Linked DNA regions of Homo sapiens: all the other regions are linked to region 4. Evidence: read pairs that join two places in POLR2A ChIA-PET (ENCODE). Cell type or tissue: PC-9. All regions are shown on one strand. Region 1 overlaps KMT2A (lysine methyltransferase 2A). Region 2 overlaps ARCN1 (archain 1 coat protein complex I subunit delta). Region 3 overlaps PHLDB1 (pleckstrin homology like domain family B member 1). Region 4 has its middle 13 kb from the start of MPZL2.

Region 1 (2,500 bases), 230 kb before region 4:
TATATGAATTAAATCTCAATAAAGCTGTGAAAAAAATTTTTAACTGATTTTTTTTTCACAGAATCAACTCTGCCTTAGGCGAACAATTTACCATAATATTCTGAGACAGGAGTGGAATAACACCTCCAGCCATTACCTGCAAATGAGAGCTGCTTTAGGCGGGCATTTGATCGAGCTTCCTGGACTTTATCTGTCAATGACTTCCAGGCATCTGAAAGGAAATAAAGAAAACCCGTAAGCCAGAAAATATGCACGTAAACCCTTCTTAATACCAATGATGTGCACAAGCACTGCTTAGAATCCCTACAGTGTGAACACTTGCCCTCCTAGAGCAGTGTTTTGTTATTTTTCTTAGAGTTTAAGTCAGTTCATTACATGTGAAAGGAGCCGAAAAGGTACACTCCCCAGCAGGGCTTCTTTCTGTTGGAGGACACAGAAGCACTAAGGAAAGTCAGACCTTCTGAAATGAACTCTGAATCCCCAACGCATTCACATCCCTTGATGGAAGTCTGGGTCTCACACCTGAATGTTTGGTATTTTTATGTTCCCTGTACCCCTAATCAAAACAGCACTAGTAATAATGATTTAAGCAGGACTGTGGGAAGATCATAACCTCTCTGTTCCTTAAAGTTAAGAGGCAGAACTAGAAAATCCTTACAGTTCCTTCCAGCTCTAACCCAAGATTCTGTGATCTTTTCCTGTCTGCTAGGCATTTCCACATGGATTTCTTACATCACTCCACATCAATGTCTTCTGTGGAACCCCCATACTCCTTACTTATCTCCTTTGTTCTCCATGCATTATCTTTTGTTTTAGTCACCCAGGCCTGAATCTTTAGGGTCATCTTTGACTCTCCCCTCTCCATATTCCACCAAGTGTACTCATTCTTCTTTCCTTTCCTTTCTTTTCCCACCGAATGTGGGCTTTATTACCAGACATCTCTACTCTAGCAATACTCTCATTAGTAAACTCTCGTCTTTGAGCATCTCCAGTTCATGCTCAATCTGTCTCATATAGAGAGCTTATCACATTATGTTTCCTGAAATTCTGCTTCTATTCACTCCCTCAAGTTTTCAAAGTCCTCAAGGTTTGGCACTGAAAGCCCTCTAAAACCTGTGCCCTATCCACCTTCCCAATTTTCTCTTTCACTATTACCTCACATGGATTTCAATGCCATCTCACCTGACACTACTCTAAACCCACCAAATGCAGTCCTGCCTTTCTAACTTTGCTTACCTCCCTTCTTCTTCCTAGAGAGCCCTGCATTCTTCTTTGCCTAACCCAAATTCCATTTTCTCCTTTAATAGAATCTTCTATTTATCTTCATGGGTTTTTGATAACCCTAACTCACCCATGGTGACCTTTCTCTTCTTTGAACTCTTCTAGTACTTACAGCCTAGAGAACATTTACTAGTCCTTCAAAGGTGGATGAACACTTAGATGCTTGCGATACAAAGATGAATAAGAAAATAAAATTCCAGCCCTTATGGAGAGCTCGCTGTTGAGTGAGTGATAAAAGTAAACAAACACGGACAAAACAAAATGTAAGCTATGAGAGAAGAACATGTAAGATTCAAAAGGAGGGAGAGGGAGGGCTTAGCTACCTCAGAAGGTCAGGGAAGACCGTCTGAGCTGGATCTTGAAGGGTGAGCTGGAGCTCACCAGGTGATTGAGGGCAGGGAGAGAACTCCAGGCAGAGGAGAAAGCACGTGTGAAGGCACACAAGGGAGAGAGAAGGGCACAGAAGGCGCATGAGGGAATGGCAAAAAACAAGGCTGGAGGGGGAAGCAGAGTTCTCAGGGGCTCCGCTAAGGTGTGTGCAATGTTGAAAACATAATCTGTATCATTAACTTTTCATGTAAAATATGGCTATTTCTCCAATAAGACAAACTTCTCAAGGACAAGGAAAATGTATGATGCCTCCAGGTATCCCCCTACCATCTAGCATAAAACAGCCACCTAAATGGTGCTAATACTCAGAAAATGAAGCTCTAGCTGAAACAGGGCTTCTGCTGATGGGTCAACCTGATTTAATCCACTCACCTTCAATACTTTCTGCACAGATCTGAAAGCCATCATCACTGGAAATTTCAAAAACAAGTCCTTTCTTGGGTTTTTTCTCAGTAATGCTTTCCTTCCGCTTTTGTTCTTGCTGAAGCCAAAGCATCAGTGGGGAGCTGAAATTACTTTCCTCTTCTTCCACTGTTTTAGGTTCTAATAGGGAGAAAATAGATAGTGGTTGCAGTAACAAATGCTCACTGAGCACTGACTACATGTAGAGTACTTTACATAAATGATCTCTAAGCCTAACAACATTCCACAGTTGGTTTATTATTCCCATTTATAGATAACAAACCCAAGACTCAAAGAGCTTGCCTAGGTCATTGCTAGAAAGTGGTGACTAAAACCAGATTTTTTTTTACATGAAGTTATGCTCTCTGTGGTAGAATTTCTAGTATGACGATCTGATAGTTTTTCAATAAGCAACTGTCCTCAATAG
Region 2 (2,500 bases), 320 kb before region 4:
CCACAGCCTTCAAAATCATAACCCCATTTCTGTTAGAAAGGAGGGGACTGATGACAGAGAGTGCAGTCTGGAAGAGGGAGGTGGTGAAACTGAGGAATGTGAATGGATTACAGACTGTGGCCATTACGTTTTAGCTTAAGTACCCAAAATGTGGAGAAATGAAAATTTGGGTAGCAACAGCAGCAGACATGATTACATGTGGATGTGAAATCCCTAACTGGACAGACATAACCATTCTTTTAGACATCTTGAAGAGGGACTGTGCCATTTGAAAGGTGCTTCTCAGCTATCTTTAATATTGACACAAGTGGGATTCATGGTACTGTTCTAAACTGGAAGGACAGGCCCTGAAAGGAAAACAACTTGGCAAAGAGATGAAGGAATGAATTGATACGGGAAAAGAACAGAAGACATGCGTATCTTTTAACTTCTAGACCCCATACCCCTCAAATAGTTCACCTGAATAGTCCAAAAATCAAGAATGGGTTAGATATACTTGTTCCAGGAGTGCCAAATAAATATAATGCCTGTAAACAGATGATCCCAGTGCCTGACTGAATGTATAGAAAGAAAAACCTAAAGGTAAAGGGTATGAATGATTAAAATTTTCTACAGAGAAAACTTTTTAAAAACAAACTAAGTATGAAATATAACTATATTTAGGGATTATATTTAGGGATTAAAATAAAGGAGCAGCTGGGCATGGTGGCTCATGCCTGTAATCCCAACACTTTGGGAGGCTGAGGTGGGCGGATTGCCTGAGCTCAGGAGTTCGCGACCAGCCTGGGCAACACGGTGAAACCCCGTCTCTACTAAAATACAAAAAATTAGCCAGGCGTGGTGGCGTGCACCTGTAGTCCCAGCTACTCGGAGGCTGAGGCAGGAGACTTGCTTGAACCCAGGAGGCGGAGGTTGCAGTGAGCTGAGATCATGCCATTGCATTCCAGCCTGGGTTACAAAGTGAGACTCCATCTCAAAAAATAATAATAATAATAATAATAATAATAAAATAAAAATAAAGGAGCAACTTAGGTAAAGGTAGAGGAGGTATTTAACTGGGGGCATTCTCTGGAGAGCTTGCTTTCCTGCTGGCCAATACAATCTGCCAAAGAAAATTAGCAGCCTTTCCCTTTATGTTTGTGCCATTTCCTTATCAAAGAATGTCTCTGTGACACTGAAACATGGGGGTGAGTCGAGGGTCCTTGCGCGCAGAGAATCGTGCATTGTATCAGAAAAAAGGGGTCTCCAGTGGCTTGTAAATCTGGGAAAAACTCTTCAGCCATCATTGGCGTCTTCTTTATTAATCTGAAAATTTTCCTTTTCAGCTCCCTCTTCTTGGTATTACAGAATTTCATACTTATCCACTAGGAAAGTGGTCTCTGTGGAAAACCTGACGGGGCTGTTTCCATCTACCTGGGTCACTTTGGTAACCTAGGAAAATAAACAAAGAGTAAGGTAAAGCAGGAGGTTTGAGTCTCCATCATGTTGACTACATTCTCATTACAGAACATATCAATTTCCCTAAAAGCGGTATTAAAAGTAACTGTAAAATACTAGAAAAATGTTCAATTCACAACTGAAAGTCACAGCATCACTCTTCCCCACCAAAATGATTAAGCTGCTTTTCTTCTAGATGGAGAAAAGACAACTGTTGGGACGAGATGTTCCGTAGTATTAAGTAAAAGCTCCAAAATGAGTGGCCACAGCCCAGCCCTGCCCTGTATAACCTATGAAATTCATAGACATTCTATCAGGATGATATATTAACATTCTGACCCAAAAGGCAACGTTCTAGCTCTTCACATTATTCATTTGCTCTGCTCTCAAAGTCTCGTGTTAAAAGTCCCAGTAAGCTGCTCTATCATACTTATTTTTTAGGCATGGCTGGTCCAATGAGGTTTTTCCTTTTTAAATAAATAAATGTCCAGCTTAATTAATTACATGTAACAATGGTACCTATAACGGCACCAATACAACACTTGAACCACTGATTCGTATTTTCTAATGAAGTTTTGGGAGAGCAATTATAATGTCCTAATCTTTGAATAGCCCCAATAGGAAAATTTACCCATTTCTATCTAATGTCTTGAGTTCAATACAGTTGCTTCCAACACTGATGGGGTTATGTCACTAACAGGATAGGGAGAGAGAACTGCTCTTTGGAATCATTCAAGGGAGGAAGCTGCAATTTTCTAAGCATTTACAGGGGAGACGGAGACCATATGGGAAGCTAAGGTAGGGCCAGAACAACAAGCAAGTCAAAAAGAGGGGAATATTAATAATATAAACTGGGTCCTAGTAATGCAAATTAAAAAACTGGAAGAACAGCCAGACGTGGAAGCTCACTCCTGTAATCCCAGCACTTTGGGAAGCCGAGGTGGGCGGATCATCTGAGGTCAGGAGTTAGAGACCAGCCTGGCCAACATGGTGAAACCCCATCTCTACTAAAAATACAAAAAAAAATTAGCTGGGTGTGGCAGTACACGCCTGTAGTCCCAGC
Region 3 (2,500 bases), 340 kb before region 4:
CTCCACCCTAAACACCTCCTCTTCCGGCCCCACTCCCCATAGCTCAACTCATGACCCAGAGTGGACCAAGGCACTGCCCTTTCCGGCCAGCCCACTTCCTGGGCCCCTGGGAGCCAGCCCGCACCCCAGCCACAACATCCAGTTGTGCTAGACCCAGCAAAGAGCCCTCCGACCCCAATAAGGTACCCATCCTACTTGGGAAACAGATATCTGGAGCCCGCAAAGTCAGGCTGAGATTCTGAGTCAGGCAGGTGTTTTGTTTTGTTTTGTTCTGTTTTTTTGAGATGGAGTTTCATTCTTGTTGCCCAGGCTGGAGTGCAATGGTGCGATCTCGGCTCACTGCAACCTCCGCCTCCGGGGTTCAAGCGATTCTCCTGCCTCAGCCTCCCATAGCTGGGACTACAGGCATGCGCCACCACACACCCAGCAAATTTTGTATTTTTAGTAGAGATGGGGTTTCTCCATGTTGGTCAGGCTGGTCTCGAACTCCCGACCTCAGGTGATCTGCCCGCCTCGGCCTCCCAAAGTGTTGGGATTACAGGCGTGAGCCACTGCACCCGGCCCAGTCAGGTATTAATACCTACCATCCAGCCAGGTCCCCCAGAGAGTTCCTCTTGTTCCAGGGACCTGGCCCCTGCACACCAGAGCCTTACGGGACACAATGTTTTATGCTCTCAGCAGCTCACACAGCCTGACACAGTGTCTCTCAGATACACACCAACACTTGCTCAGTCACACTGACACTACTTCATCTCTGCATGCTCTGAGTCACACAGACACCCTCATTAAACACACTGTCTCTCACACACCTTTATTCTCATGCACACATCCCCCAGACAACTCCTTTTAGTTACACACTCACCCAGGCATAGCTTTCCTTTCACTTAGTCCCTGGAGAAACTCTGAAATAAAATCAACCTCTTAGATGAATAATCAGGCAAGTTTTCCATTCTTGCTAAACAGCCCACTAGCCCACTCACCCATGCTGCCAACTATATGCATACACATGCACACGCTCACATGTGCACACGTATCTTATTCCCTTCTGAGGAAAAAGGAAGAACCATATAGGGTCAAATGCAAAATGAAGGGAGGCTTTAAAAAAAATCTCCTCAGGAAGAGTGATTCATCGGTCTGGAAACTGTGAGGGCCAGCTGGATAGACCTAGGCAGACACAGAGGATGCCCGCCAATGAGAAATAGGGCAGGAGGCAGACACAAAGAAGTGGGAAGCTGGGAGCCTTGCTCTGCCCTCCTTCTTTTGAGCTTTATTAGTCAAGATCGTTATCAGTCTCATAACAGAAAAAGGTTGAAGGCTTCACTCCCAATTTACAGATGGAATAACTGGGTGGGAAAAAAAAGAGGCTGAATGTCCTAGATCCCAGAGAGAGGCAGCTGGATAACCCAGAGATCCGGCTCCCCAGCCACACTCCTCTGCTGGCCCTCACACAAGCCCCTACCCACCAGTGAGAGGCTTAGGGAATGAAGGAGACTGGAGACCAGGGCTCGGAGGAAATGCTAGGAGTGGATGGGGACCTACTGTCTAGACAGCCTGGGCCCTGAGCTGGTGGCTTTCTGGGTCCTCCCCTGCTTGGTTCCCTCCCAGATCTTTCATGTGGTCTGGCGCTGTGGTCCCAGGGTGGGGCAGCCTAGACCCAGATTGAGATTCCTCCTCATTCCCTTGGTCCTATTCCCAGCTCCACCCCTTGCTCTGTAGAGAAGAGGGCAATGTGGGATGTGCCGAGATGCCTGGGTACAGGGGGTGGAATCAGGACCTTCCTGGCTCCCTCACTTCATGCTCCTATGTTCATAGCTCTGTGCTAAAGGTTGGCATCTGTTTTCTGCCTGCCTCCCCTTTCCCCTGGCCCAGGCATATTCCTGCTGGAAGAGCCTGTCACTGCCATCTCTGCTTGTCATGAAGTGTGTCTCTCCAAGTTGCCTATGGCTGGGCACAGTGCCCAGAATGATGCATCTAAGGCCAAAGCACACTCCTTGTTATTCCCAGAGTAGCCCTTGTTTTTGAAAGAGGAGGGTCCCGTCTACAAGGCCAGATTAGGGGAACAAGGTAGGGAAAATGATCGTCTTGTATATATGCTCACAGATAGGCATATGACTAGTGGGGTCTCATATACACATAGGAGTACACACACAGACATTTTGGTACCATCAGTCCTGAGTTCACCCCTGCCGCCCACTTGAACACACTGATCGATAAACACAAGGAAAGACACAAACACAGGATTCGTAAGCCCAGAGTCACAAACACATCCGGAGCTACATAAACACACTCCGGTTACACAGACACACAGAGATAGCACATGCACCCCCGAGCCACCCAGTTTCCAGGGAAACACACTCCCAAGAATGTCCGGAGTGGGGCCAGGCAGGGCTGGGCTTGGTGCCTTGCTCCAGAGATGAGACAAGGAAACCCTCAGCTCCTGGAGCCCAGGGGAGGGGGAGGACTGGGGAGAAGAACACCCATTCCTTTGTGCCTCTGCCTA
Region 4 (2,500 bases):
CTGGGATTACAGGTATGAGCCACCGATCCTGGCCTAAAGAGCTTTTAAAGAGAATCCTGTCTTTTAAAGGATCCTCAGGGACCATTTATGCATTTCACAAGTCATCATACTTATGATTTTATAATCAGTGCCTGGTTTGGTCATTCACTTTCTTACTTTCTTTGGATTTGATCTACATGACTTTTAAATGTGTCCAAAAATCAAGCCCATTCTCAAAAGCATGAGGATTTGCCATCAGTAAAAATCTCAAGGCTGGATGCAGTGGCTCATGTCTGTAATTCCAACACTTTGGGAGGCTGTGGTGAGTGGATCACTTGAGGTCAAGAGTTTGAGACTAGCCTGGCCAACATGGTGAAACCCTGTCTCTACTAAAAATACAAATAAAATACAAACTTAGCCGGGCATGGTGGCACGTGCCTGTAGTCCCAGCTACTAGGGAGGCTGAGGTGGGAGAATTGCTTGAGCCCAGGAGGCAGAGGTTGCAGTGAGCCGAGATTGCATCACTGCACTACAGCCTGCGCAACAGAGCGAGACCCTGGTTTTTTTTTTTTAAATCGAAAAATGTTATGATTCAAACTCCTAAGGCAATTCTAAAAATGTTCTAGAAATATCTGGAATAACGTCAGCATCATTAGAATAAAAGCTTGTCCCCAAGGTGACAACTTTAAATGACAATTTTTCTTTGGCTTTAAAAGCTTCTTTTCCTCTTGGTTATTGCTAATGTAGCTCAGCAGATATTGACACTCAAGACAGCATATAACATTGGAACAAACTGCAAGAAAAGAGCGATGTTGCTGGGACTTTTCCCTGAGTTTTCCCCTTTCCAAAGCTAAGGGTGGACCCCCTCACTGAGCTAGGCAGGAAAGGCTTTCCTCTTTAGCTCTGACTCACCTGAGAAGACTCACATCCTGTTTGCCTGGACAAGCAGCTGGCTGCCCTTTCTACTCAGAAAGGCTTCTCAACTCTGACAAGTCCAACCTGCTTGTTCTCTTGAAGCTTCAGGCCTCAATGGGAAATGGAGGGGAAGGTAGAAAGGCTGAAATACCTTAGCTAACTCAGCACCTTTGCTGCTTTTCAGCATTTGGCAGATCTATGATGATGCCTCCTGCCATACAATTTGCAACCCCTGCACTGTTCTATAACCTGTCCAGTGAGTCCTCTGATCACAGCCTTGGATGTTGAGGCAATGTCAAATTACTTGTAATAACTTTAAATACTTACTCTCAGGTTTTGTATTTATCTCCTTAAGGACCAGTGACAGTTTCCAGGTAGTCTGCAGGCCACACTTTGAGATGCATTGTCCCAATTTTTTTCAGTGAACAGAAAGTTCTGGAAAGATGACTAGGTAAGGTATAAAAAACCTGGTCCCATGTTAGCATATTGAAAGCCCTGAGGAGTACTGTAGCTAAAACCAAACCAAAACAAAATTCTTTTCATTAGTTTAATCTAGCATTTTCCCTTGTGTACAGAATCTTTTCTGTTGTTCAGTACCTACTAATATCTTGAGGAGTGGTGTCTGTCCAGATGCCAATCTAGATGTTAGTGTAATAGGTCTCCACGGCTTCTTGCAATTTTGAGTTTTAAGCAGGCAAACTCTTCCCATTGCTTGAGTTATTGATTCTATACTTCTCCCTGCTTACATTATCTCAAACAAAATGTGTCTGCTGCCCCCTTTTCTCCCCTGAGATGGCTGAGATGGCTTGTGAAAAGAGCAAAGAACAAGAGGTGGAGTTACAGTAAGTCAAGGACCCTGGACAGAAAGTTGCTGAGGCTGAGGCCAGGGAAAACAAGAATTACTGGTGGGGATTACAAGTCAGTTCTTGCCATGAGCTTCTAAGCTTCCACTGCTGTTATTCAAGTAGGCTACTTGCAAGATCAGCTTTCCTCCAAAAAAGCTTATGTCTGTTTTCAAACGTAAGCTCACTGTCTCAGTGGTATTGATGGATCAAAATGTTTAATGGTGTTGGAAAAGGTGGAGCCTTTTTCCACTCTGCCTGGGACAGTGTACCTCTTGTGGAGAATCCACCTAACCTTCAGATTTTCCTCTACCCCTCTTCCTGTTCTGATTCAGTGAGTGCTCCATGCAACCACTTTTGCATACCTATGCTTAAATCCTTATATGTGTACAAAACCCATTGATAATGAAAAAGGTAAAACCTCTTTAGCATTACTGACAAATCTCTGTTGCCTTTCTCTTTCACACTTATTTAAAATTCCCATCACTTCTTAGAATTTCCCTGACATCATCAGACTTCAATGAAAAACCCTTGGACCAAACTGGAGACAAAAGACTCTCACCTTTGACAGCTCCTTTCCTGCTGCTCTGCCTCTTCTGTCTTAAGCTTGTTTTGTGGAGGAAGGATCATGGAGTTTGGAATTAAAGCCCAGTTGTACTACTTCCCAGCTATGTAAGCTTGGGTAAGTTACTAAATGTCCTAGTGTCATTTCCCTCATCTGCAAAATGAGGAGATTAATAAAGTACTTTCTAAGGTTGTTGTGA

What was found. Peaks named below come from ENCODE experiments on the same cell type or tissue, not always from the same donor. Only the 100,000 strongest peaks of a DNase experiment are listed, where the experiment ranks them.
Region 1: POLR2A ChIA-PET joins it to region 4 with 9 read pairs; 3 of 35 experiments call an interaction of 5 or more read pairs at or near these places.
Region 2: POLR2A ChIA-PET joins it to region 4 with 8 read pairs; 3 of 35 experiments call an interaction of 5 or more read pairs at or near these places.
Region 3: POLR2A ChIA-PET joins it to region 4 with 5 read pairs; 3 of 35 experiments call an interaction of 5 or more read pairs at or near these places.

What each region holds. Positions count from the first base shown.
Region 1 is chr11:118,509,662-118,512,161 of GRCh38, reverse strand. KMT2A (lysine methyltransferase 2A) reads right to left here. Exons shown (of 36, transcript NM_001197104.2): 30 at 2,044-2,214; 31 at 137-211. It overlaps TTC36-AS1 (TTC36 and KMT2A antisense RNA 1), which reads left to right. Exons shown (of 3, transcript NR_120574.1): 3 at 62-244. Among named protein-coding and RNA genes, the nearest start is that of TTC36, 17 kb to the left of the region's middle. In PC-9, no CTCF peak of the experiment used is centred here; no DNase peak of the experiment used is centred here.
Region 2 is chr11:118,599,556-118,602,055 of GRCh38, reverse strand. ARCN1 (archain 1 coat protein complex I subunit delta) reads right to left here. Exons shown (of 10, transcript NM_001655.5): 10 at 1-1,431. The coding sequence ends at 1,342. Among named protein-coding and RNA genes, the nearest start is that of PHLDB1, 6.8 kb to the left of the region's middle. In PC-9, no CTCF peak of the experiment used is centred here; no DNase peak of the experiment used is centred here.
Region 3 is chr11:118,618,274-118,620,773 of GRCh38, reverse strand. The region is part of intron 4 of PHLDB1 (pleckstrin homology like domain family B member 1); the gene reads right to left. Among named protein-coding and RNA genes, the nearest start is that of PHLDB1, 12 kb to the right of the region's middle. RefSeq lists an enhancer at 2,221-2,500. In PC-9, no CTCF peak of the experiment used is centred here; DNase peaks (open chromatin) are centred at 3, 763 and 1,143; H3K4me3 peaks cover 1,097 bases; H3K27ac peaks cover 1,663 bases.
Region 4 is chr11:118,275,922-118,278,421 of GRCh38, reverse strand. No RefSeq gene overlaps it. Among named protein-coding and RNA genes, the nearest start is that of MPZL2, 13 kb to the right of the region's middle. RefSeq lists an enhancer at 694-988. In PC-9, no CTCF peak of the experiment used is centred here; a DNase peak (open chromatin) is centred at 951; H3K27ac peaks cover 2,500 bases.